Linked DNA regions of Homo sapiens: region 1 is linked to region 2. A link is an interaction called in ENCODE POLR2A ChIA-PET data of the cell type or tissue named here. Cell type or tissue: PC-9. All regions are shown on one strand. Each heading gives the region's core, and the rest is flanking DNA. Links, peaks and the distances in the headings are about the cores only. Region 1 overlaps TRANK1 (tetratricopeptide repeat and ankyrin repeat containing 1). Region 2 has its middle 11 kb from the start of LINC02033.

Region 1 (5,383 bases), core at 151-5,150, 120 kb before region 2:
TTTTCGAATCTCCAGGACTAGAATTGCTCACGGGGATATGTTACCTTGTTTGCTGACCATTAGATTCTCAACAGGTGCTTATTAATTTGTATACACCTTTTCCCTTTGTTTTCCCCAAGTAACAAAACCACCTGGCTTTATGGGAAATGGCCAGAAATCCAATACCACCAGTGAAATAATCTAGTTTGAATTAAATCTCCCAAACTTTTATTCCTTTTCTAGTCCTCTAGCTTAATCATCTGCCTCTGATAAGTAAGAAGTGGCCAGAGAATCATTTATTCATGCAACAAATGCTGAGCCCTTGGGTTGCAGAAATAGTAAGACTTACTAAGACTTAGTTTTTGCCTTAAGAATTCAGGCTTTGGCCGTGTGCGGTGACTCACGCCTGTAATCCCAGCCCTTTGGAAAGCCGAGATGGGCGGATCACCTCAGGTAAGGAGTTCAAGACCAGCCTGACCAACATGAAGCCACATCTCTACTAAAAATACAAAAATAGCTGAGTGTGGTGACATGTGCCTGTAATCCCAGCTACTCGGGAGGCTGAGACAGGAGAATCACTTGAACCCGGGAGACAGAGGTTGCAGTGAGTTGAGATTGCGCCATTGCATTCCAGCCTGGGCAACGAGAGCAAAACTCCATCTCAAAAAAAAAAAAAAAAAAAAAAGAATTCAGGCATCTTCTAGGGAAAGCAGTAAAACAAATTAGTGTCTGGCACAGAGCTGTCGAGACCAGCACAGTGCCCCAAACATAGAGGCAGGGTGGGAAATATATGGCAAAAGAACGAGTAAATCATAATTCAGGGGATTAAGTGGTATAAAAGCTACACACAGGACCTTATAGAGGTGTGTTAAGAGCAGCAGCAGTGACTGTGGCCCCTCACCCTCCCGGGGTGGGCATGCAGGGAGACCATGAGGTTTGGAGGGGGTTAAAGTGGAGGGAGGGAGAAAGGCCCAGAGAATCTGCAAGTCCCTTGGGGAAGAGCTGATGTTCATAGAAATTGTGCTGGGAGGCAGATGGGGTTGGGGGCCTGGGTGATCTTGGGGTCTTTTTTAATCTGGACACATAGCACATGATCTGATGGTCTTGGGGACTGTCTTACAGATTGTGGTGAAGAGGCCATGCTGGAGCTGGGTGAGGGTGGGCCAGGGAGAGCAATGAAAAGGCCAATTTTGCAGTAATCCAGCCTGGCAAGGAAGATACCTCTGGAGGGTGTGTGTGAACCCAACTCAGGGATAGCTATTCTGGGGCCTGCATGCCTCCTAAGGGAGGCAAGCTGGGAATGAGCTCGAGAACAGCTGACTGTGTGTCTTTGGCTTGTTGTTTTCTAGTTAGGACATTCTGGATGCTTGTGCTTAAATGCACAAGTTGATTTTTGGCTCAAGTCTTTGTTGTCATGTAAACTGGGAATGGCACATAGGATTCATCTGGGGCGTGAACTTGTGGCCACCTGGAATGAATGTTTCACAAAGGATTCCGAGGCCTTGTCAGGTACTACAGGAAGGAATACTGTGACCAGAGATACCCAGGGCGGGGTGAGGGTAGGACACCCCTGGTATTATAGACCCTTGTCTAATGTGCAGCTGTAGAGAAGGATGAAACAGGCAGGTCACTTTTCCTTGCTTCCCTCGTTTTTAATGAATGAGAGAAAAAACAACTCAAACGATTTAGACAGAAGGAGGAAAGTTCCTGAAGGGTGCTTAGTAACCAAGGAAGGGGTAGGCAGCAGCTGGGCCTCAGGGCAATGGGATGTGGAATTTGGGGGCTGTAGGAGCCCCGCTTTCTGCCTTTCTTTTCTCTGGGCACAGGCATTATATTCTTTTACCCCAGAAATTGGCTTCTTCTCAGGGTAGGAAGTAAGGCTGCAACCCTCTGGAGCCTCCTATCTCAGTTTCCAACACAAGGGGACTCTTCCCAAAGTTCTAGTTAAGAAACTCCCAGGAAAGGGCCTTGTCCTGGCAGGTCTGGCCCATGGAGCACACACAAGGCCCTGGCCTGCCTCTGTGTACCTTGGCTCTCCCCTGGAAGGCCTTTGCAGTGAGCTGAGCAGCCATCTAGAGCATGCCTACCATGGTGACATTGCCCTCCAGCTGAAAAGGGTTTCTTAGGGCCCCTGAGCAAGTGCCCTGTTTCCTAAAGGAACAATCACAGTGGAAAGAGTTGGGGCTATTTCCAGACATCACAGTGCTGACCTGTCCCATGCCTCATCCTCACAGCCTATCTTAGCTTGGGAAGTGGGGCAAGGTCTTGAGTCCCACAGACTTTCTCAGCTGTAGCTGCTTAATTGATTAGTAATTTCAGGGAACCCCTTTGAAAAACAGACAAATACTAGGGCTATGTTTTTACCAAATATTTTCTCCTCACTGGGTAAACAAAGCAAAGGTTCTGTAAATGTTGCAGGGATTACACTCAAATAACATGCAGGGATCACCATGGCCCATATCCCATTAACCTGAAACATCATGAACCAGAAGCAAGCCCTGGGATCTAGGCCTGTCTTTCCTGCCCACCCAGAAATGGCAGGTGACAGGTAGTGTGGACCAGGGTGCTGGGGTGGATGCTAGGAGATAAGCCTGGGTTTCACCTCTGGTGCTCACTGCTGTGTGGCCTGGCTCAAGGCCCCCTAATCTCTGAGCTTTGGGTTCCTTGCTCTAGAAATTGTAGTCCAATCATCTCACTTTTGTTGGGAATAACATTCAAAATCCTAAGGAGATTGAACACTCAAACAGAGGATTCTTAGCAAAGCAATTTTACTTTGCGCAGAGGGGTGCCTCCTTGGCCAGTCGCCATGACAGCACACCTGAACAAAGGGGCACGAGAGCCTTTATTCCTGAAGCAAGTGCGCCTGTACCCTTTCCCCATTGGCTGGGTTCAGGCCGTAAATTCTAAACTAATCCCGGTTGGCTAAACATTTGAACTTTTTAAAGATAAGGTGGGCACATAAGGGAGAGAGGGGAAAGGGGAAGGGGTGTCTGCAATGAGCTAGAGAGCATTTCCAAATAAGGAAAGGAATGTGAGCTAGTACTGATAACGCCTGGTACTGTGGCATGTCTGGACATGTAACAAAGACAGAAAGGAAGAAAAAAAGAGAAAAAGGGGTTTGGGGGTACTATGAATTAAAGAATAAAGGATTGATCAAGCTATTTGAAGAGAAACCTCATCATATCCCACACTTTATTGCATTTTTTCTATTTATATGATTCTGTGAATATATTCAGTGGTGGTGTATTAGTTTCTTAGGGCTGCAAAAACAAACTACCACAAATTAGCTGACCTAAAACAACAGAAAAATGTACTCTCTCATAGTTCAGTAGCAATCTTCCCATTCCCAGATCTGCTCCCCAAAGATCACTGCTCTTATTAGTTTGTTAAGTCAGAAATCTCTCTATAGATGAAATGTACACACACACATACATCCTTAAGCTCTTCAACTCGTTCTCTAAGTTGCTCTCCAAATTGCTCTCCAGTTTGCTTTATTCACTTTAATTGCATATTTTGACACTCTGATAGCTCTAACTCATACTTTTTGTGTGTGCGTGTTTGTTTGTTTGAGTTGGAGTTTCGCTCTGTTGCCTAGGCTGGAGTGCAGTGGTGCGATCTCGGCTCACTGCGACCTCCACCTCCCAGGTTCAAGCGATTCTCCTGCCTTAGGCTCCCGAGTAGCTGGGATTACAGGCACCACACCTGGCTAGTTTTGCATTTTTAGTAGAGACGGGGTTTCACCACATTGGCCAGGCTGGTCTCGAACTCCTGATCTCAAGTGATCCACTCACCTCCACCTCCCAAAGTGCTGGGATTACAGGCGTGAGCCACTGCACTCTGCTGTGCATTTAACATTTCTATAGACAGATGCTGTACTGCTTTATCCGCCATGGCAGTATGTCAGTGAATCTCTACGCATAACCATGTTGATTTAAAGTATTTTCAGTGCCTTTCGATATATAGGAGTTTGTAATTTTCATGGATTCATGTCTGTTACTTTTTTTATGATTTCTGCTTTTGGTATCATTAGAATGACCTCAAATGTGAAGATTACATAAAACTGCACTAAAGCTCTTTTGAATTTATGTAATTCAAGAATCTAACAATATATAAAAAGGTTATGAAGAAAAGTCTCTCTCCTGTGTTCTCTGCCCCACCCTCCCAATAAGGGTAAATAATTTTATTTCTAGGGGATCCTTCCAGATTTTTTTTTAAGAGACAGATTTTCCTGCTCTGTCACCTAGGCTGCAGTGCAGCGGTGCAATCATAGCTCACTGTAACCTCAAACTCCTAAACTTAAGTGATCCTCCCACCTTGGCCTCCCAGAGTGCTGGGATTACAAGTGTGAGCCACCACACCTGGCCCAGAATTTCTTTATGCATATATAAGCAAATGCAAATGTATATTCTTTCTTTCTTTCTTTCTTTTTGTGACAGGGTCTTGCTGTGTTGTCCAGCCTGTAGTGCAGTGGCATGATCATGGCTAACTGCAGCCTTGACCTGGGCTCAAGTGATCCTTCTGCCTCAGCCTCTTGAGTAGTTGGGACTATAGGTGCGTGCCACCATGCCCAGCTAATTTTTGCATTTTTTGTAGAGATGAGGTCTCACTGTGTTGCCCAGGCTGGTCTGGAACTCCTGGGCTCAAGTGATCCACCTGCCTTGGTTCCCCAGAGTGCTGGGATTACAAGCATGAGCCACTGTACTTGGTTGCAAATATTAATAGATATTCTTATTCAGCCCCTCTCTTCCTTTCTGTACAAAAGGGAATGTAATATAAACACTGTTCTGCATTTGCTTTTTCAAATATATTTTGGAGGTTATCCTAGATCAATATACAGAACTGTCTTCATTCTTTTTTTTTTAACACTTAATATTTTGTTTTTTGGGGGGGTGCTGCACTTTAATTTATTGAATCAGTCCCCTGTTGATGGGTCTTAAAGTTGGTCCTAGTCTTTTATTATTACAGCAACATGATAGTGAATAATCTTACACATTTGCCATTTCCAATGTATGCAGTCAGTCTGTAAGATCCATTCCCAGAAGTAGAGTCAGTTGCTGCTTCAAAGGCCATATGTATGTGTCACTTTGTTAGGTATTGCTGAATGTCTTCCTAGAGTGGTTGAAGATTATCTAAAATCTGTACCTATATTTTCTGTTAGTGCTTTTCTTTTTCTCGGTGCTTTTTAAAAAATGAGATATTTGCATGTAATAAACAGCACAGATTTTAAGTTACTGCTCAGTGAGTTTTAACAAACATATGCACCTGTGTGGCCACCACCACAATGTCAAAATACACATTTCCATTCTTCCAGAAAGTTCACTGATACCCCTTTCCAGTCAGTCCCCCTCTCTTTTTTTGGCAATCACTGTTCTGATTTCTTAGATTTGCCTGTTATAGAATGTCA
Region 2 (5,383 bases), core at 96-5,095:
GAGACTGTCAGCGTTTGAGTGCGGCCTCCTTTGTTCCCTGTCTCAGCAACTCCTCTGCCCTGAGAGCAAGATGGGTGAGGGGCCAGGCCACCTGAGCTAAGCCCTGAGAGGGGACCTGGGGAAAGCAAAGAGAACAGGGGGAGGCCCATGGGGAGGAGGGAAGAGCAAGGCTCCCGGCCTTTTTCCAGCCTGAATCTGGGGCTGTGTGTCAGTCTTAGCTTCAAATAGAGGCACCTCCCTTGCAGCAAGAAGTAGCTGGTTTCTCTGGGAAACCCAGTCTGCAGGTCCTCTGCTGTGAGTGGGAGGCTCTGAGCTGTCAGGCTCAAATCAAGAAGTGGATCATTTCCCCTATCAGACTCTGTTGCCTTCCCCGTAAATGCTCCCAGGAATTAATATTGCGAGATGATGTTGACGCCTGGGAGTCAGTCTATTTCTGGACAAAATATTGGCACTTAGTTCCTTTTCCTTTGAGAAGGCTCATGAGAATCCAAGCATAGCAATAATGGCCTCTATGTGGAGTGTCCACTAACTGGCGTTTGTAATCAAATGTCTCAGGTATCCTTGTACTTAATCTTCCTGGTAACCCTGAAAAGTAGGCAATGTCCACTTTGCAGATGTGGAAACTGAGGTCAAAGACATTAAGCAACCTGCCTTTTCCTCACCAGCTTCTAGTACACTGCTCCATGCCTCCCTAGCACTGTACAAATAACAGGGATTTTATTTGCTGCCCCCACTGTGTCCATGATAGCTTTCAGATTTGCCCCTCCTGCTAGCCAAGCCTGAGCCCAGGACACTCCTGATGCAGCATCAGGTCCCACTGACTCCTGCAACTTCAGCCACACTTTTAACCTCCCACCACACCCTGGCATCATTAGTCCTAAGCAGCACCCAGCAGAGATGCCACTAAAGAAAGGTGACAACTGTCAGGCAGGCCGTGAAAGCTCCTTGCTGCTTACCAGCGTCTCCAGCTCACTCTCTACCACAGGCAGGCATCGCTTGCCTGCTTCTCCCAGGCTCTTCGCAGCCAAGCTTAGTCATGCCCCTACTCGCTTCTCTCACCTCAGAGACACCGCCTACCTCATTTTTACTGTGCTCCCCCATCCCCTGAGGCAGACTGTATTTTCCAAAAACAGACACAGCAATATTTCTAGTCCACATGCTGTCCCAGCACTTTTACACTCTTCATCAAGAGATGGAGTCTATTTCCCCCTCCTTGAACCTGAGTGGGGCTTTGTTACTAACCTAAGGAACAGAATATAGCAGAAGAAAAACTGCATTATTTCCAAGGTTAGGTCATAAAAAATGATATGGCTTCCACATCATATGTAACAAATTTCATGTTGTTAGATATTTAGATTATTTACAATATTTCCTATCACAAGGGTCTGGAGAACACAGCTGCCATGTTATAAGGAAGCCCATGTAGCCAAATGGAGAGGCCGCATGTAGGTGTTTTAGTCAACAACCCCAGCTAAGGTGTCAGCTCACAGCCAGCTTTGACCACTAGACACGTGAGTGATCAGGACTTCAGATGGCTCTAGCCCCTGGCCCTTAGGCTGCCCCTCATAGATGCCAAATAGAATGGAGACAAGCTGTTCTCACTGAGCCCTACCCAAATGGCAGATCTGTAAGCAAAATAAACCAGTGTATTTTGGGGTAGTTTGTTATGCAGCCATAGCAACTGGAACACCCTCAATGGAGTTTTAATCCAGATAATTAATAATTGATATACCCTGTATCTGATTTTTTCCCCAGGATGCCTGCCTCTAGCTGCTTCTTACTACATATTCTGTGAGAAAAAAAAAAAATCCATAAGGCCACAGGGACTATGAACTTGAGTATTATAGTTTTCTAAAAATACTGTCTTAATCCAGGGTTGAGGCCCTGGCTAGACGCTGGTCAGTTCTCTGTCTTGAGCATCCAATTAAATCCACATCCTCAGCTACCTCCTCTACTAGGCTCTCACACTCAGGGCTACCATACACCTGGACTGCTCTACCCCTGCCCTAATCACCCCAGGGCCAGGTATCAGGTGACTAGGGACAACCCCCATGCCCCAGAAATTATTTGAACTAGCTAATTCTGGAATGGCTTAAACTAGTCAAACTAGCTTGCTTACCCTGCCTCACGCATTCCTTCCCACAGAAACCATAATAAAGGCACCTGCCCACAGGTGCCCTTTCTCCCTCTGCCTCATGATCAGCCTGGAGCTTCACCTGAGCATCCCTGCATGGTGTGCTGTGTTCTCCCAGGGACCTGTGAGTACAATAACTGTTGAATTCTTTCCTGTTTCTCTCTTGTAATCTGCTTCTGGCCTTACCACACTCCATTCAAGGTAATATGGTTAAAACACCTTGACACCATCCCTGTTGGCTGGCAATTGTCATGTAACAAACCACCTTAACAATTATTTATTTATTTTTTAATAACAGACGAGCTTTATTTTATTCTTATCCATTTCACAAAGAAAGAAACTGAGGCTCCTTTGCTTCTCTGCCCATTTGCATTTTCTCGCTGCACTGCACAACTTCCTGGCCAGAAGTCAAAATGATTGACAGGCAAGAGTTAAGGTGTCAGGGAAAAGACCACTACATGATCTATAGTTTCATTTATGTATCCACAGTCAGTTTTCCAAAATCCCCCAGGTAGTCCTAAACTTTCTGAATCATCCAATTATTCTAATAAGCATTTATTGAAAATCTGTGTGCTTAATTAGGCTATAAGAATACAAAGAATTGAGATAGAGTACACCTTGGAACACATTGGGATTTTTTGATTGACACTGGGTTGTTCAAAGGGCAATTCCTCTTCCCTCTTCCTTTTTTAAAAAAATTTATTTCAATAGCTTTTGGGGTACAAGTTTTTTTTTGTTACACGGATGAATTATATAGTGGTAAATTCTGAGATTTTAGTGCACCCATCACTCCAGTAGTGTACATTGTACCTAATGTGTAGTTTTTTATCCCTAACCCTGCTCCCACCCTCCACCTTCTGAGTCCCTAAAGTCTATTATACCACTCAGTATGCCTTTGTGTACTCACAGCTTAGCTCCCACTTGTAAGTGAGAACATATGGTTTTTGGTTTTCTACTCCTGTGTTACACTTAGAATAATGGCCTCCAGCTCCATCCAAGTTGCTGCAAAAGACATTATTTCATTCCTTTTAAAGGCTGAGTAATATTCCATGGTGTCTATCTACCACATTTTCTTTATCCACTCGTTAGTTGATGGGCACTTAGGTTGGTTCCACATCTTTGCAATTATGAATTGTGCTGTTATAAACATATGTATGTAAGTGTCTTTCATATAATGACTTATTTTCCTTTGGGTAGATACCCAGTAGTGAGACTTCTGGATTAACAATTATTTAAAACAACAATTCATTATTAAAGCTCACAGGTTATGAGGTTGAACTTGGCTGATCTTAACTGGACTTGCTCATGTGTCTGTAAGTCCCCTGGAGGTTCTGCTCAAGGTTGGGGTTGGCTCAGGCTGAGAATGGATACGCAATCTTAGCTGCAATCAATCTGGTCCACATGACTCTTATTCTTCTCCTGGGACAAGTGGGATCCTTAGGCATGTCCTTCTCATGGAGATAGCAGAAGCATGAGGAACAAGCTGAAACACACAGTCTCTGAAAGCCTAATCTTACCACTGACATCTCATCACTTCCATTTTATTGTATTAGCCAAAGCAAGTCACGTGGATGTCAGGGGTAGAATTATGTCCCTGCTACAGCGAGAAACCACTGAAATTTACCTGACAACAACAAAGGGCATGGATACAAGGACTGAAAAATTGGAGTCATTACTACAAATATACAATATTTCCCAATAGCTACTGCACTTGGAGAGTTTGGTCTGGTCTTGGTTTGGATTGGTTCTCAAATAACCTCCTCTTATTATTTTTCATTGAGCTTAAAGTGGATACTTTGGATAATATATTTTAAAATTAATTATTTTTGACTGGCTTTTTATTTATAGACATATCAATTATGCTCATAAGGTAAAATATTAAAATAACACCAGAGAGTATACTATGTAAATTAAGTCTTCTTTCCTCTTCTCACTGCTGACTTCCTAATTTTCCTTTCAACACTATTACCTTTGAATTTTTCACTGAATAACTTATCTATATGTATGAGTATATAATGATCTACCTCATTTTTTCTACATTTACAACATATGTAACAAATCTTATGTTGATAGACATTTACATTGTTTCCAATTCCTATCACAAATAATGATGTAGTTAATAACCTTGCGCATTCATCTCTGCATACATATGAGAGCAAATCTACAGGATATATTCTTAGAAATAGAATTGGTAGGTCAAGGTACATGTGCATTTGAGATTTTGATAAGTTTTGCAAATTACCATCCACCGATGGTTAATTTCTGCTACCTTGTACAATGTATGAGAAACATATTTTCCTATTTCCTTGCCAATGTGTTATTTTGCTTTTTGACCTTTGCCAATGGAGTAGTTATATCTAGCAATCTGAGTTTTAATATTCACTTTTTATACTATCAGTTTGTTTATGATAACTTTTTCAGACATTTAAAATCCATTTGTGTTTATTTTTCAGTGAGCTGTCTATTCATATTCTTTGAGGATTTTTCTTTTGGGTTTCTGTTTTTTTTTCTTATTTACTGTATATATTTGCCATGGACTGAATGTTTGTGTCCCCTCAAATTCATAACCCCCAGTGTGATGGTATTAGGAAACGAGGCCTTTGGGAGGTGATTAGGTCATAAGGGTGGAGCCCTCAAGAATGGAATTAGTGCTCTTATAAAAGGGACCCCAGGGCTCTCTCATCCCCTTTCCTCCATGTGTGAGCAGAGTGAGCAATGTGGCCTTCTGCGACCCGGAAGAAGGCCCTCACCAGAGCCTAACCATGCTGGCATCCTGACTTCCAGGCTACCAAACTATAAGAAGTAAGTTTCTGTTGTTAATGATTCACTCAGTCTATGGCATTTTGTTATAACAGCCTGAAAGTACTAAGACAACATTCTTTTTGTTTGTTTGTTTGTTTTGAGATGGAGTCTTACTGTTGTCACTGAGGCTGGAGTGCAGTGGCATGATCTCCACTCACTGCAACCTCCACCTCCTGGGTTCAAGCGATTCTCCTGCCTCAGCCTCCTGAGTAGCTGGGATTACAGGTGCCTGCCACCATGCCTGGCTAATTTTTGTATTTTTAGTAGAGTCGGGGTTTCACCCTGTTGGCCAGGCTGGTCTCAGACTCCTGACCTCAGGTGATCTGTCCGCCTCGGCCTCGGCCTCCCAAAGTGCTGGAATTACAGGCGTGAGCCTCCGTGCCTGGCCAGCATTCTTTATATGAAGGAAAATTAGCTTCTTACTCATCATGTCTTGCAAATATTTCT

Evidence for each region. Peaks named below come from ENCODE experiments on the same cell type or tissue, not always from the same donor. Only the 100,000 strongest peaks of a DNase experiment are listed, where the experiment ranks them.
Region 1: POLR2A ChIA-PET joins it to region 2 with 5 read pairs; 3 of 35 experiments call an interaction of 5 or more read pairs at or near these places.

What each region holds. Positions count from the first base shown.
Region 1 is chr3:36,930,727-36,936,109 of GRCh38, reverse strand. All of the region lies in intron 1 of TRANK1 (tetratricopeptide repeat and ankyrin repeat containing 1), which reads left to right. Among named protein-coding and RNA genes, the nearest start is that of TRANK1, 12 kb to the left of the region's middle. In PC-9, for the core only: no CTCF peak of the experiment used is centred there; no DNase peak of the experiment used is centred there.
Region 2 is chr3:36,809,153-36,814,535 of GRCh38, reverse strand. No RefSeq gene overlaps it. Among named protein-coding and RNA genes, the nearest start is that of LINC02033, 11 kb to the left of the region's middle. In PC-9, for the core only: no CTCF peak of the experiment used is centred there; a DNase peak (open chromatin) is centred at 2,105.